3 separate regions of the Mus musculus genome follow, and all the other regions are linked to region 1. The links are chromatin loops, found by intact Hi-C in ENCODE. Cell type or tissue: gastrocnemius. All regions are shown on one strand.

Region 1 (2,500 bases):
TATGTAGCCAGAGTAGAGCAACAACAGGAGCTGTAGGAGGAAGGGGAAGGAACCCACAACAGGGAGTCTAAAAGAAAAGGCGGAATATGACAAGCTGAGTGACATGCACAAGAAAGCAAAGAGTGGGGAAAAGTCTGAAAATAAGCTAAAAAGTGAAACAAAACAAAACCACAAAACAAACAAAACCTACTCACTGTATTGTCTTCTCCTTCAATTTTCATTCTACTTTAAATCTGTGATAACTTCAAAGGGGAGGCCTTTTGAAATTACCATCCCCAGGTATTTAAAACAATACTCAAGTATCAGTGGAAGCTAGCAACAAATGAACATTTTTAACTAAGCAGAATATGTCTCTTCTGGTATGTTACACTGAAAAACAAACAAACAAACAAACCAACAAGCGGGGCTGAGCATTCAAAGCGCTCACTTCTCTTCCAGGACTGAGGTGCAGTTCTCAGCACCCATATGCGGGACCTCACAACCACCTGTAAGCATGCTTTCATTGGCTCCAATGGCTTCTCCTAACCGCCATGGGCAACACGTGTATGTGGCACACAGGCATACACTCAGGCACACCCACACACATACAAAATACATCTTTTTTTTTTTTTTTTAAAGGAAAGGAAAGATGAATTTCAGGACAAAAGTAAAATTGTCTTAAAGTTTCTTTTAAAGAAAAAAAGAAGCAATTTAGAAGATAGGAACTACTCCAAATTGTTCATCATTATGTGGATGAATGTACCATGCAGAAAATTTGAGAAAGGTCTTTGAGTTATTCTATCATAATTAAGGGAGGCCATAAGTTACCTTCTCTCTGACTTGCTAAAATGCATTTTACTTTGTTTAAGTGAGCTCACATTCTGAAATGGCCAGAACAAGGTTAAATATTGTCAGAAAAGAAAATGTATAAATCTGACTTTATTATACTACAGAAGAATAATCAAACGGTCAAAGAGTATAGGTTTTTAACAGAAGACCACCTTTTCTCTGCACAAACATGAACACAGATTTAACTAAAAGAGGTGCTTTGCTATCTCTTCCTCTAAAAGTTTTTAAAAGGAGCCTAATCTGCTCTAAAAAGGTTTGGAGTTAGTATATTTCATACAAGAGTGATGATCTCCCCAGACCCTTCAACACAACTACCATCTGTGTACATCAAGCCTGCACTGCTCCTAAGATTAATGCCAGTAAAATCAGCTCTCTGGAAGCACTCATGAATCCAAGATTTCATGGTTAGTTAGCCCATGGAACTAGCAGTAGCCCAAAAAGTACACTGTTACTAAGTCTATGAGGAGAGGTATTTGGTGAGTGGAGTGGAGTGTGAGTTAGAGGAGAAGGCATCACACACACTGAGCTCCAGACTCGGTTCTCAATGCAGCCTCCTTAGCAGCCGCTCCAGCAGTTTGGCAAAGCGCCCAGGACGATTAGCAGCCAGAGCACGCAGAGCAGGGATCTGTTGAGATGAACTGCAAAGGCTCCCCCAAGTGGTCACAAATAAATGACAGCCACGTCTGGGCTAATCACTGCCCTGGCTTTGACTCCAACCAAAAATACTCTAGGTAAAGCTGGTGCCTATAATTAGACAAAAATGTAATCAAATACTAGTACCCCACACGAGAGTAGCGAGAGCATCATGATTTCAGATCCCATGTTTATGAACACAGCACTATTTTGGAAGGAAAAAAACTAACAGTAAAACAAAACTACAATAATTTTTCTCGATAGATTTTTCTGGGGATGACAGTTATCTCAAATAGATGAGTACTTTTCAAATCTGCTTGACCATCCCTAAATATCAGCATATCCTTTGTAACTACATTTACTTGAAGATCAGTTCTGATACAAATTTAGTTACATATCAAAAGAAATACATGGAAAATGAGAATTTATCAGCTTTACTACATACCCAACTTACAATTTACAAAAGTTCCCTTCTCACTAGTAATCCGCATTGACTGTACATGACATAAACAATACAATCAGGTCTTCCTACCTTTCTCTGTATTAATTTTATTAGTGTTTTAACTGTCTGACTAGCTTGAGCTCTGTATTGTTTGCAACTCACTCTCTCAGAAATGATTTGCGGATGTCACCCACTTCTGATAAAGCTCAGATGTCCAAAATGTGCAAAGCATTTAATTAAAACATCTGTTGTCTTCTGATAATCTTCCATTATTCAGAGGTAAAGCTCATATAGGTATGGTATATAGTCAAACAAGCAACACAATTTTAAAACATTATAAAACAGGTACCCAGGGTCTTGTGACTGTCTTTTTTGTTTTCAATCTCAAATTTAAAGGGAAAGGAGAGAAGCAGCCTGGGTAGCCTTCTGACACAATTTCAGCTTCAGGGGGAAAAAAAAAATGAGCTTAGGAAAAAAAGCAAATTGCTCCCTCAAATATTTTTTTTAAAAAAATTATAAAATCCAACAGTTTTCCTGAAGAGGAGAAAAAAGGATTGTCTTGTACAGAGCTATCAAACTTAACTCTAACAGCTTGAT
Region 2 (2,500 bases), 180 kb before region 1:
ATGATAATAGAATGTGCACAGTAGCTGAATTGTGTTATCAAAACAACTCTGACTTCTGCCCAGAGCACATTAAAACCAAAGTCTGATTGTTAAGCCTTTGACTCGGATGTCTGTAGCAGTTCTATGAAACATTGCGTGTAATGATAGGGTAAAGAGATTTCTATAGAACGAATTTGGGAGGCCAGTGAGATCGGCTCGGCAGGCACAGGCACTTATTGTGTGAACCTGGCACTGGGTCCAGTCTCCAGGACCTATCTAAAAGATAGAAGGAAAGAGCCAACTCCCAGAGTTGACCTGTGTCACACCAGATAACCAACTGCACTGCTGAAGTTTTCACAAGTGGAGTGTTGAAGGTGAATCAGTAGTCTTTGGAGTCTACAAGTGACTGTCATTTTAAGCAACTCATTAAATATTGGTTCATTTTTTTTCCATGTTGTGGAGACACCAAGATGAACGCAGCATGAATCTCATTTCCATTTCTAAGCAGCTGGGTGGTGCGGCGATTCTTTAGTTCCTGTTTTGTTTTTTTTCCTTTTCAAGCGCTATCCACATCTGACCACAGGCTGGAGATGTAAGCAGGGATCTCGGCAGGGAAACAAACCCGAGAGGACACGTGGGATTTCAGCAATACTGACTGTGAAGTAGGCCTGCTCGAGAGGCCGCCCCAAAGGAGAAGGAAAATGACAAAAAAAAAAAAAAAATCCCACAAAATCGAGAATGTATCCCCAGAATCAGTACAGCCAGTTGTTTGAACATTCTTAAAGTATCTCGTGGTATAATTTCTGTTGACTTCAAGCTTTAATTTGGATCCACACCTACAGCTGACCCAAATGTCTCCTCTGTAGTCATCTTATTTGGATCAGGGAGAAGCATGAACAAAAATATGTTCCAGAACCATGTGCAAGCTCTGTAAGTCACTGCCCGTGTCTGGATGAAGGGCTTTCGGAATGTAGATGGTCAGGAGGTGCATGCTGCTATGTGAATCTTAAAACTCCCTGCTGGAGGGAGGAGGCTGCTACATTCCTCTCGTTCTGTCTCACACACTCTTCCTCCGAGTTTGTGTGTCTAGAACTTGGATGTTTCCATAAGGAAAACAGAACTGTGGTATTGTTTCGAGAAGAATTAAGTAAAGTTTAATCTTTCTGAACTCCTGACTTACTCCAGTACACAATGCCAATCGCTGCACCATTTGATGTGCATGTTTCAGCCCCTTTCATTCTAATTATCCTATTTCAAGTTTATGGTAAGTCACAGATGTTCTCCCAGTAGCAGGACCTTGTGCTAACCACAAACTGCACCTTCTCAGTACTCACAACCCCGATCTGCAAGGTATCGTTAAGGAATGAGTATCTTCAGTGTGGCAAAGGAGTAGTGTAGTTCCCTCCACAGGCCCTGTCGTAATAAAAGCCTCAGTGCAGCTTCTTCCTGCAGTTCACATCTTGATGCTAGGATGCTCCTGGTACTAACTAAACATTGGCAGTTCACATCCCAGACACCAGGGGTCAGGTACTAACTAAAGAGATGGAATGCAGTGTGCTTTTTGAGACACTAGGGGGAGCCTGGTATTAACTAAACAGCTTGCCATTCAACAGTCTCAGGAGGGTTCTTGTACTAAACAGATGGGGGTTCACTCTAGGTCATAAATACAATTACCTACTAAGTAGCAAGAATGCCTCAGCAATCCCCAAGCCTTCCAGTGCCTCTGGGGGCTTCCTGATGGAAAACTACACAAACTGAGTTTTTTAAATGTTAACTCCACTTAGGCTTCTGTTTTCCTCATATCCTATTTTTAATTACTTCCAATAAATCATTTGCTCAGCCTTCTAGCACTGTCTTCCTTTGTATTTGTCAGATTTATGATGCATTGTTTCAGTCTACCCTTAAAGAAGTCAAGCCAAAAATAGAGGTGAGGGCTACTTTGCTTCTTAATGTAGGCCTACTGTGCACACCACACACTCTCTCTGAGGGACTGTAGCTATTAGATACTGTCCTCACACCCTCGAGCTACCAGCCAGGGCTCTAAGTTGCTCTCGTGATCTTAGTTAGAAATACAGGCTACAGTGTTTGGTCAGAATTTATTCGAATGTCTTTATTTTTAATACCAACATCAGCATAAATCTATTTTTGCTAGTAGATCAAAGCTATTTTCACACGCTCTGTTTTCTATCTTGTATCGATCCTGCGAATCAGTGATTATCTTTGTTGGAAAACCTTATCAAATGTGTCTGCAAATCAAGATGGTCTAAAGTGCAAGCCAGTTTTTTGTTTGCTTGTTTTTGAAACTGGGTTTAGGGGATACAGTTGTCAGAAGTGACTCATTCGCTTCATTTGTGATGATTTTTTTTTAATCTTCCTCTGTTAGCCCACAGGACATGTTTTGGGGAAAATGATACTTGTAAATCTTCTATTTAACCATTTGTAAAATCTAAATCATACCCCACTCCCCACTCCCATTTCGATTCTCCAGCGGCTCCTTTTAGTTTGTTGTCTTGCCCTACTG
Region 3 (2,500 bases), 430 kb before region 1:
CACAGAGGCTTAAGGCTGATGTTGGTGTCCATGGATTTTGGACCCATCTCCGATGAGTCATTCCCAGCTTCGTGGAGGACACATATCACTTGGGGAACACATAAGAGTAAAATCTGTGCCTACCTCTTGTCCACTGCCTCCTGCAGTGCCTATTTTGTCTAAGGCAAGTGACTAACTGGGTTCTCTCTGGTTACATAAGCCATCAACATCCATAACATATATTTTATAATAATTTATTTTTTATTCACTTTATATCCCAATCACAGCTCCCCTCCTCTCTTTTCAGTCTCACTCTTACAAATCCCTCCCCCCATTGCTTCTTACCCCTTTCCTCAGAGATGGGGAGCCCCCCTTGGGTACCACTCTACCCTGGGACATCCAGTCCCAGCAGGACTAGGCACATCCTCTCCCAATGAGGCCCAACGGGGCAGCCCAGGTAGGGGAAGGGGATCCAATGGCAGGGAACAGAGACGGAGACTCCCCCCACTGCACTTGTTAGGGGGCCCATATGAAGACCAAGCTGAACATTTGCTACGAATGTGTGGGATGGTCTAGGCCAAGCCCCTGCCTGCTCCCTGGCTAGTGACAGTCTCTGTGAGTCCACATGGTCCCAGGTTAGTTGACTCTGTAGGTCTTCTCCAGCAGCATATTTTTAAAGGTGTATTTTATTTTTTACATTATGTGTGTGAGTTGCACGGGAGCAGGGGGCTGCACATGGTTGCAGGTGTCTGTGGAATCCAGAGACATTCGGTCCTCCTTGGAAATCTATAAAGTATATTTAACCTTAGACCATTATCATAATGCATAAGGACCTGGGCACTCCAGAAGGAATAAACAAAGAAAGGTCAAGTGTTGGAGAGAGTAAGGTTAAAGAAAAAAGAGAATTTTGTGGGTTTGTCACCCGGAAGCTGGATATCTGAACACGTGATTCTGAGGGTGACAGTAACCTTTGGAAACTAGAGGCCAAATCCCCACCCTTCCGGTAACAGTAACAGTGCTTGGTTCTCTGTGGTCACACGGGGTGAAGACTGACAGACGTGTTTGACTTAATGCTCTACGATGTCTTTGCAAAGTAACTGATTAAAAAAAAAAACTAATAAAATGAAAATTGAAATCTCAAAACAAAACAAAAATCCCTTGGAAGTCATAGAAAGCCCCTGTGCTTGGCCTCCTAGTGAACACAAGAGGGCGCTAGGCTCACATGATTCACTGGCTGCCTATGAACACACTAGACACATTACTTAAAAGGCATTTCTTAAACGTTGCACGTGCTGAACCAACAGATTGCTTCACACTGTAATCTCCACCCCTTGTGTAGTAACTGTCATCTCAGTTAATTTTATGGGTCTCAAAGGCTTGCCCGTCCATAGAATGAGGAATTATATACCTAAAAACAAAACCCAGAAGTTTTGTCAGGTATGAGGATCTGAAAGAAGAGTTGCAAAAGCAACTTTTTTCTGGTGAAACCTCCCAACAGCTTAAGAGGAAGGGGCTTTGGCGAAGATTTCAAGTGTTATAATTCTGTAGGACACACGCTGTCTGAGCTGGACATCGCTAACCCTTCTAACTCCCCAGCTGGTTCCAGACTCACAAAGCTCACTCCCATGATTCCTCAGCTTCTCACGGGGGCGGGGCTGTCTGTGTCAATGTCAAGGAGCATTGGGGGGGGGGGGGGGTCTAACTAATAATTCTGTTTTTTTGTGGTACAATAAAGAAGAAAATCGGATAAATAAACACATGGTGGTAGCTACAGTTCTTATTTTAGGAAAGTTATTAGACAGAGGAGTGTTACATACCATTCAGATTTTACATCGTTATCTGGAGAAGGCATTAAAATGAAAAGGGTAGAGCTGGGGAACAATGGAAATTAGGGTTTTGCCATGAGTTTGAGACGGGGGTTGTTTGTAGGAGTGGACACTGGCAATGAAGGACAGACAGGCCTGATTTGTTACACAGGAAGGATCAGAGATGAAGATGCTGGGTTAGGACCCACTGGCAAGGAGAACTTTGACATGGATGTACTCACTAAGAATAGAACATTAGTACTCTTCTAGTTGCTATGACAGGACACCTGACAAAAGCATCTTAAGGAAGGTGGGGTTTACAGTTTGAGGGCACAGTATATTCCAGCAGCGGCGGGGTGGGGGGCCAGTTGCTTGCATGGTACCTGGAGTCAGGAAGCAGCGATGGATGGGGGCACTCACCTTGCTTTCCCCAACCCCTGGTAGAATGGCACACACATCTAGGGTGGGTCTTCCCTCCTTGGTCAACCCCATCCTCACGGAATCACAGACTCACCTAGGATCTTGTCTCTTCAGTGGCTCAAGATCGTGTCAACTTGACAGTGAGTGTTAACCATCAGATGAGGTCAGCATAGAGAAAGAAGGTTTGAGGGACAGCCTTACGGGCCTAGAAAGTCTCAAGAGGGACAGGTGTATCCGATACCACACCACTGTCTAGGGAAGACAGCAATCCTAGTGTTACATACTGCAGAGAGAAA

The links. Peaks named below come from ENCODE experiments on the same cell type or tissue, not always from the same donor. Only the 100,000 strongest peaks of a DNase experiment are listed, where the experiment ranks them.
Region 2: it touches region 1 in a loop (15-fold over the local background); 31 of 42 quality-filtered maps call a loop at or near these places.
Region 3: it touches region 1 in a loop (2.6-fold over the local background); 21 of 42 quality-filtered maps call a loop at or near these places.

The regions. Positions count from the first base shown.
Region 1 is chr6:50,111,917-50,114,416 of GRCm38, reverse strand. The region is part of intron 1 of Mpp6 (membrane protein, palmitoylated 6 (MAGUK p55 subfamily member 6)); the gene reads right to left. Among named protein-coding and RNA genes, the nearest start is that of Mpp6, 2.9 kb to the right of the region's middle. In gastrocnemius, a CTCF peak has its summit at 1,480 (motif pointing left); a DNase peak (open chromatin) is centred at 1,426; H3K4me3 peaks cover 1,320 bases; H3K27ac peaks cover 1,380 bases.
Region 2 is chr6:50,293,366-50,295,865 of GRCm38, reverse strand. It overlaps Osbpl3 (oxysterol binding protein-like 3), which reads left to right. Exons shown (of 24, transcript NM_001347213.1): 24 at 1-2,500. Among named protein-coding and RNA genes, the nearest start is that of Gsdme, 33 kb to the right of the region's middle. In gastrocnemius, a CTCF peak has its summit at 1,512 (motif pointing right); a DNase peak (open chromatin) is centred at 1,548.
Region 3 is chr6:50,544,307-50,546,806 of GRCm38, reverse strand. No RefSeq gene overlaps it. Among named protein-coding and RNA genes, the nearest start is that of Gm38806, 4.8 kb to the right of the region's middle. In gastrocnemius, a CTCF peak has its summit at 1,172 (motif pointing right); DNase peaks (open chromatin) are centred at 481, 1,188 and 1,613.